Regions from separate parts of the Mus musculus genome. Here region 2 is linked to region 1. Evidence: chromatin loops called from intact Hi-C (ENCODE). Cell type or tissue: heart. All regions are shown on one strand.

Region 1 (4,000 bases):
ACCATGAGAAAGGTGTTAATTTCAAGAACAGCAGGAGAAGACACAAGAGGGACGCAGCTGTCCCAGGAAAAGGAAGTGAGCATGAGTGAGGCAGGTTGCAGGCTGGAGCAAGGTAAATCTGAGTGTTGGGAAGGGCTGGTTGCAGGGAGCAAGGTGTTGTACTGTTCCTAGCATGATATTCAAGCAGCAGCCCAAAGATGACAGGGAACAGAGAGAGGGACAGGTGGGAGACAAAGTTTTAGTAGAACACATTTGAAAACACAGGCACCAAGGAAAAGAGGAGCCAAGGAACCTAGTGTGGCATCTCTAACATATAGATCCATCCACACTATGTGCATCAGTTCCTAAGCATGAGATGGGCTCTTACTTTGCATGAGACATGGCTGTGGACTCTGGAACTACTATCATGGTTCAAAGGCTATTTCCATTCAGATGGGAGGGGCCCAGGCTCTGTGGGCAAAAACCAAGTTAGACAACTGTCTTAGGGTTTTACTGCTGTGAACCGACATCATGACCAAGGCAAGTCTTATAAAAAACAACATTTAATTGGGGCTGGCTTACAGGTTCAGAGGTTCAGTCCATTATCATCAAGGTGGGAGCATGGCAGCATCCAGGCTGTCATGGCGCGGGCAGAGCTGAGAGTTCTACGTCTTCATCCAAAGGCTGCTAGTGGAAGACTGACTTCCAGGCAACTGAAGTAAGAGTCTTAAGCCCACACCCACAGTGACACACCTACTCCAACCAGGTCACACCTATTCCAACAAGGCCACACCTCCAAATGGTGCCACTCCCTGGTCCAAGAATATACAAATCATTACAACAATATTAAAAAAGTTAATTTTTCCATGCTGATAACCACTCTTGGAAAATGAGGAGGGCTGTGGAAATCTGTGACCAGGAAGGATATTTCTGTTTTGTTTTGTTTTGTTTTGTTTTGTTTTGTTTTGTTTTTAATTTGTTTTTTGTTTTTCAAGACAGGGTTTCTCTGTATAGCCCTGGCTGTCCTGGAACTCACTTTGTAGACCAGGCTGGCCTCAAACTCAGAAATCCGCCTGCCTCTGCCTCCCAAGTGCTGGGATTAAAGGCATATGCCACCACGCCCGGATGGGTTTGTTTTTCATAACAGGAGAGAGGTGCAAAATTGGCCTTATAAACAGGAATCACCCTTTAGTCAGCATATATATATATATTCCATATATTTATTTATATGTATATTCCACATATATGTTCCACAGATATATTCCACATATATGTTCCACAGATATATTCCATATATATATATATATATATATATATTCCACAGATATATTCCATATATATATTCCATATATATATTCCATATATATCTTCCATATTCAAGAGAGACACACCTATACAGGACAAAACATAATATAATGATGGGAAAACACGTTTGCACAGTGCCTCTTACTTTGCAACACATGGATCATCTTATCTCTTCTACATGCTTTGCACTCAGGCCAGGCAGATGTTGCCCCATTTTATTTATGGGGAAACTAAAGGGCAGGTGGCTAAGCAGGTGCCTGCAGTAACTCGGCCAGCTGGTAGCTACCCTGGAATGGAAGCCTACATTTTGTCATTCCCAGCTCCAGCCTCCTCAGAATTTCAGGTCAGGGCAGTCAGCATAGTTATTCCTTTTTATCATCTCTATGCCATATTTAGCCCTGGGCCTGGTGACATCCCTGCAGGGCAGTGTACACACACACTGTGGCCCTTGTGGACCTCTGGTGGGAATGAAGGTATCGGGGCAAACACTTTCCAGTGTGGGGAGAGAAACACGGAGCTTCCCTCCAGAATCTAAGGCTATGACGATGAGGGGAATGTTCCAGAAGGACGTCCTCTCGGTCAGTTACACCTAGAGTCATTTCCTTTATCTTTGAAGACTTAGATTTCTTGCCAAACTTCTGCAGAAACGAACCTGAAGGACCGCCACCTAGTGGCCTGCACCGTAAGGATTGACACTCATTCCCACCCCCCCCCCCACAGTTCCATGGGGTCACCTTGCCTAGAAATCTGGGTCCATAGGTCTTGCCGTTCACCAGGATAACGTCCTAATGGACCAGGAGTCCTGATGTGAAACATGAAACCATACAAACGTCAGGGGACACTTGGGTGGATTTATTTATATCCTGGGCGTGGGGGAAGTTCATGACTCAAACTCTGTGTGTGAATCAGGGGCATTTTGTACACCTGTTGGTCCAGATTACAGGGGTGACATCCTTTCTAATCAGCGCTAAGCTCCCCAGTCTAGGCTCACTTCCTCCGAAAAGGAAATGAGATGAAAAACCAACTATGCCGGTTGGGCCGGCTCCACACATCGCCTCTTCAGCAGGTTAAAAAAATACACCTTATTGTTGTGCCTAACAAAGGGAGACTGTTTGTAGGGTATGGTGATACACAGTCTCACCAGAGGAGACTGAGGCAGGGTCGGAAGTTTGACAATGAGCACTGTAGAGAAACCTCTTCGTGAGTGGAAAAGAAAAAAGGTACAATCTCCGCAGAAAGAATTTGGAAATATTTAGTAAAACCATCGTGTGTTTACCTTTGAACCCAGCAATCCTAACTCAAGGAACTTACCTTGCAAGTGTGTGTCCACAAAGTAAGAGGTCTTCAAGGTCGCCATTTGTCACAACAAAATGTTGCAAGCAACCTAGGTGCTTGGTCTAATTGAAGTAAATGATGCCATGTTCCCATAATGAAGAGCCCCACAGCTGGAAGGGACAGATGATACAGTACTTGTAAGGTGCAGTAAATGGAGGAAAATGGAATAAAGAGCAGATGTAGCACACTAATTTCATACAAATAAAAGATATACAGGAAAAATAAACTAGAACTCCAAATGTCTCTATATGACCTACTTCTTTGTACAATAATTATAAGCTAGTTAAAAAAAAACTTAAATAAACAAAAACCCTGTGAAGTTGGTTGCATGTAGGGATTGGTAGGGACCTTGGTGGCATGTAGGGATTGGTAGGGACCTTGGTGGCATGTAGGGATTGGTAGGGACCCAGTTGGGAAGAAGGACTGAGGCTGTAAGGAAGGCTAGTGAGGACATCTTTAAATTTACATAAAATATAAAAGTCTCCCATATTTGAAATTATTCTCTTATGGACTTAAAAATATTCATTTTATGATTTCTTTTTAAATTTAGTATGCATGCCTAAGTCTGTGTGCAGATTTTAGCATGTGATAGCCCACGTCCATGGAAGCCAGATGCATAGGATTCCCCAACCCTGACGTCTGCAGTTACAGGCAGTGGTGAGCCACTGGACATGGGTGCTGGGAACTGAACTCACATCCTCAACAAGAGCTGTTAACTGCTGAGTCATCCCTTCATCCCCCATGTTCTAAATTATTTAAAATGTAAAAGATGCAAAAGAAAATAAGAAGACCATAAAACTAAGTGAAAATAAAACACAAGGGATATAATTGTATGCGAGATCGATTATGAAACCACCCAGGAGAAGAGCAGTAACATATAGTTTGAGAACACAGTACTCTGACGTCCTGCCCTTTGTGAAGTCTGTGCTCAGAACAAATAGAAATACAGCATTCCGAATGTTTGGGGTTTGGGTGTTTAGTTTTGTTTTCAAGACAGGGTTTCTCCACGTGGCCCTGGCTGACCTGGAACTCTGTAGATCAGGCTGGCCTGGAGCTCAGAGATTTACCTGCCTCTGCCTCTCAGCATCAGGATTAAAGGCCTGTGACACCATGCCTGGCTTGAATGTTCTTATAAGGTATTGATTGGGGAATAGTATTGGAGTCATAATTCTGAAAATGTTTAGGGCAATTACAGGCTAGAGTGAAAGATTGAATATTTTTAGGAAGCAGGGTTGTCACTGTGGAGGGAAGTTGTCGAATATAGAATGGGAAGGTGAGGGAAGAAACCATAAACTGGATTTGAACTGGAGGAAGTCTCTCTACAAAAAAAGCACCTTCTTACTTATCTATTTATCTTTCTGGAATGCATCTCCTGTCTCTA
Region 2 (4,000 bases), 56 kb before region 1:
AACCATGACACGAACTAAAATTACAGGTCGCAAACAAACAAATGCACACATTCATAGGAATTCACACACAAGCAGGTGCAGTACAGTCACGTGTGTATCAGCTCTGTGCGTATCATAACACAGGAAGCCTCCCTAATCTATAACCCGAAATACAAGAGTCAGTCCACTTGACACCCATTAACTGAGCACACTCTGAGTTTTCTTCAAGCCTCTCCAAAGTCTTGCATGGCTATCAAAATATTTTTGGAAATTCTGTAACATTTTTTTTTTTTATTTTCCCCTGGCTTCATATTTCTGGTAAGGCCTCATCCCTAAAATACCCTTCTTCTGGGACACGGAAATAACGGTCCCAAAGCAGCTGCCAGAGTTAGAGCCACTCAGAGATTTGGGACACATTTCTAGGGAGGGCTACTTGTAATTGATTCAGTTAAAAGCCAACCCACTAAAGCTTTCAAAGAAACAGGTGTGTGGGGAGGGGAGAGAGGAAGCGGGGGGGGGGGGGCCGCGGGGGGGGGGGCTGTGCGTCCTTCTGGATCCTCTCCTTTTTGCTCACAATTCTATCTGCAGTTTTACTTCCCGTTTCTTCCCTTCTTTGGCCTCAGCGCTACCCCTCCTCTTGAATTTTATTTTAGATGTGCAGAAAAACAACCAACCATCTCCCTTCTCTCACCCCGCCCCACGCCGCCAGGGCGCTGAAGTCATATTTCTCTGTGGCTAACTTCCTCTATTGGTGCCTCACAACTGGATTCCTGTCACCCAGAACCACCTCCCCTAAGTTCAAAGCCAGTTAGAGGGCACATCTGGCACACAAGAGAGTGGGCTCCACCGACCAGCACAGCTGCTTGCCTGGCCCTGAGAGGCTTCCACCAGATAAACCACACTCGGGGTGTCGGTGTGGCTCACAGGGTCTTTGCCATGCTTCTGCCCACCTTGAAGTCAGTGGTTGGCATCTCAGAGACATCAGGGAATTGTTTTTTGAAAATACCTTTGAGAGAGGAAAAACTCTTTTCAAACAAAAACAAACCTTTGTTCCGGCCTGTTAAACAGAAATCCCCGAGCCTGGGCCGAGCGGTGCAATTTAAAAATAATAATAATAATTTTTAATTTTTTAAAAAATTTTTCTGAACACTTCCCAGATGATTCTATTGTACGGCCGGGTTAAGAACCACCGCTGTAGATTCTGCTAGTGGAAGCTATCCAAACCCCAGCTTACTCCCTTCCTTCCAAACGCACCCCAGGAGATTCCTCTGTCTGTTCTCACACGAAAGATATCTGGGAGCCAGGAAATAGAGTCAGGCGCCTGGGGAACGCAGCTAGGTGGAGGAAGGAAAGGGGTTGAAAACAGAGGAGGTGCCAAGTGGTGAAGCAGGCGCTAAGCCCCCCTCCCCTTCTGTACATAGGGACTGTACACAGCTTGTAGATAGGCATAAAGTCACCTTCTCGCTGCTGCCCGAGGACCTGGCCTCCCAGGCTCTGGGAGTTGACATATAAGTGCCATGAAGCTTCAGAGTGAGAGAGAGGAAAACAACTATTGCAGGACCCTGTCGCCCCAGGAACTGCGTTGCAGAGACTTTGGGAAGAGAACATGCGCGCTTTCCGTACAGCAGAGGACAATTGAAAAATTTAAGTCACGTCTATGCTGAAAGGGGACAAGAACAAATATGATTTGTGTGTGTGTGTGTGTGTGTGTGTGTGTGTGTGTGTGTGTGTGTGTGTGTTCGCGCGCGCGCCCTAAGGCGCTTGAGAGGCACACAGCTGCTGGTGTGTGATGTAATCTATTCCTGGTCACAGGAAGGCCAAGACTCCGCTGGGGTGGGGTAGAGTGGGAGGGGGAACTCCTAAGAGTCTCAACCCCCCACGATCCCTTCAGACCCCCCAAATGCTCACTGTGCAGTTGAGAAATAATAAGCAAACACGGAGCTCAGAGGTACTCTGCCCACCCCCCCTCCAGACATCCCTGGTTACTTAGGCAACTGGTGGACTCCCCCTTCCACACCAGCACTCCGAGGCCTGTGGCTGTGCAGGGGGAAGGGCAGGGGGAAGGGCCTGCCCCCACTGCCTAGTTCTTAGTCAGTGCTTCTTGGCCATCTGCCTGCCTTCCTCTGGCAGGGATATGCGGCTCTTGCACCCTTGGCTTAGTCCATGAGAAGAGGTCTCCCTGCCTCCACCCTTCTTTCTGTTTGCCTCTCTCCCCAGATGTCTCAAAGTTTCTGTGGGAAAGAATGTTCTTACTGCTAATGTGAGACTTTCAAAGTCGGGCCTTCTCCTGAAGGCATGGGAGCTGCCTGGTTAGGTGCCCCATCAGGGATACCCAACAGGAAGGTACCACTGGTCTACATTCAGGTGGCTGAATATCTCTGGGTTCCCCTGGCGTTGCTCTCTGATACCTGAGCTTCCAAATATCAGGTCTTTGTCCATCACAAGATTGATGCAGATGTGCAACATGGATATTGTCCAGCCCTAGAGGAGTGAGCGGTTTTATTTGGGGGTTGGTTTTGTTTTTCTTTAAGCGGGGTATGTGTGTGTGTGTGTGTGTGTGAAGAAAACCCTCCCCATTCATATAACCCTGTGCCTCCGATTTAGTAAACTTCTATTACCTTGACCTTTTTTGGGGGGTGGGGTGGTGGACTTGGAAACAAGGTCTCTCTATGTGGCCCTGGCTGTCCTGGGGCTCACCCACAATGTAGACCAGGCTGTCCTCAAACTCAGAAATCAGGCTGCCTCTTCCTCCCAAGTGCTTGGGTTAAAGGCAAAGACAGACCACTGCCCGGTTTTGATACCTAGACTTTTGAATGTGTTTCTTTTGCTTTTTTCCAGAAGAAATCCTGGCAAAGACCCAGTATGAGAGAGGATGGCAGATAATCAGCAGAGGTTCAACCTGTTGGACCCCAACACCAAACACAACACATCAGGCGTCAGGCCGGGTCTGTGCTGGTCGTCACCTCTCTCTCTCCAGCATCCAAACAAACAGCACTCCTCGGCAGGAGCAGATGTGGGTGCCTCCCACCATTAAGAATAAAGCACTTGGGAGGCAGAGGCAGGCAGATTTCTGAGTTTGAGGCCAGCTTGGGCTACAAAGTGAGTTCCAGGACATCCAGGGCTACACAGAGAAACCCTGTCTGGAAAAAACAAAAAACAAAAACAAAATAGCAACAAAAAAGAATAAAGTCTGTACTGTATCTCCAGCCTTATCTACTAGTCAAGAGTCAGACACTCCCCATGAAGTACTGGCTGTGTTAGGACTTTAAAACCTGTCAGAAGGATTGCAGATTGTGGTTACCAGCAGAAATGCCCTAAAGGCAGATCCTCCCACTGGAGCAACTGACAGGAAACACCCTGCCTGGAACAATATTCCTGCTGCAGAGGGTTTCTTGCCTCTCTCTCTCTCTCTCTCTCTCTCTCTCTCTCTCTCTCTCTCTCTCTCTTTCTTTCTTTCTCTTTTGAAACCAGAAAAACATGAAATATAAAACGGGCTCTAGTTGTACCTAGGCCTGGCCCCATGAAAACCTGAAAGTGGGCCAGATGGCAAAGTCAGGCTCCTAGCCCTCATCCACACTGGTGAGAGACAGACAAGGAGTCCTCTCCCTGGCTCAGGGCAGAGGGGGAACTGCTGGTGTCCGTGAGGGGAATACAGGGGGGAGGGAGGAGGGGATGGAGTTTGCACAGCATGTGAGGCACAGCATGGAGGAGCAGAAAAAGCAGAGAGGCATGTGTCAAGGGATTAATATGATAATCATCATGACAACAATAATGGCCTCTGCTTTTGGACTTTGGGCAAACCATTTCACAATTCTCTTTTTTCATGATGAAAGAATCAGTGTTCCGGGCCCAGGGCTTACCCTACAAATCATATGAGAGTGTGTGAATATAAAATTGATTTATAAACTGTTTCAAATATTCACTATTAATTCTACTTAAAATGAAATAGACCTTCCAAGACAGATGCCAGGCTTAAATATCATCCCTCACAGGAAGTAATCACCTTTTAATAATTGGCTAT

The links. Hi-C counts contacts between places; a loop is a spot of excess contacts. Peaks named below come from ENCODE experiments on the same cell type or tissue, not always from the same donor. Only the 100,000 strongest peaks of a DNase experiment are listed, where the experiment ranks them.
Region 2: it touches region 1 in a loop (3-fold over the local background); 6 of 42 quality-filtered maps call a loop at or near these places.

What each region holds. Positions count from the first base shown.
Region 1 is chr2:73,058,139-73,062,138 of GRCm38, forward strand. No RefSeq gene overlaps it. Among named protein-coding and RNA genes, the nearest start is that of Gm39850, 51 kb to the left of the region's middle. In heart, a CTCF peak has its summit at 1,931 (motif pointing left); a DNase peak (open chromatin) is centred at 2,073; H3K27ac peaks cover 595 bases.
Region 2 is chr2:73,002,547-73,006,546 of GRCm38, forward strand. No RefSeq gene overlaps it. Among named protein-coding and RNA genes, the nearest start is that of Gm39850, 4.4 kb to the right of the region's middle. In heart, no CTCF peak of the experiment used is centred here; DNase peaks (open chromatin) are centred at 725, 1,295, 2,095 and 3,595; H3K4me3 peaks cover 1,436 bases; H3K27ac peaks cover 2,570 bases.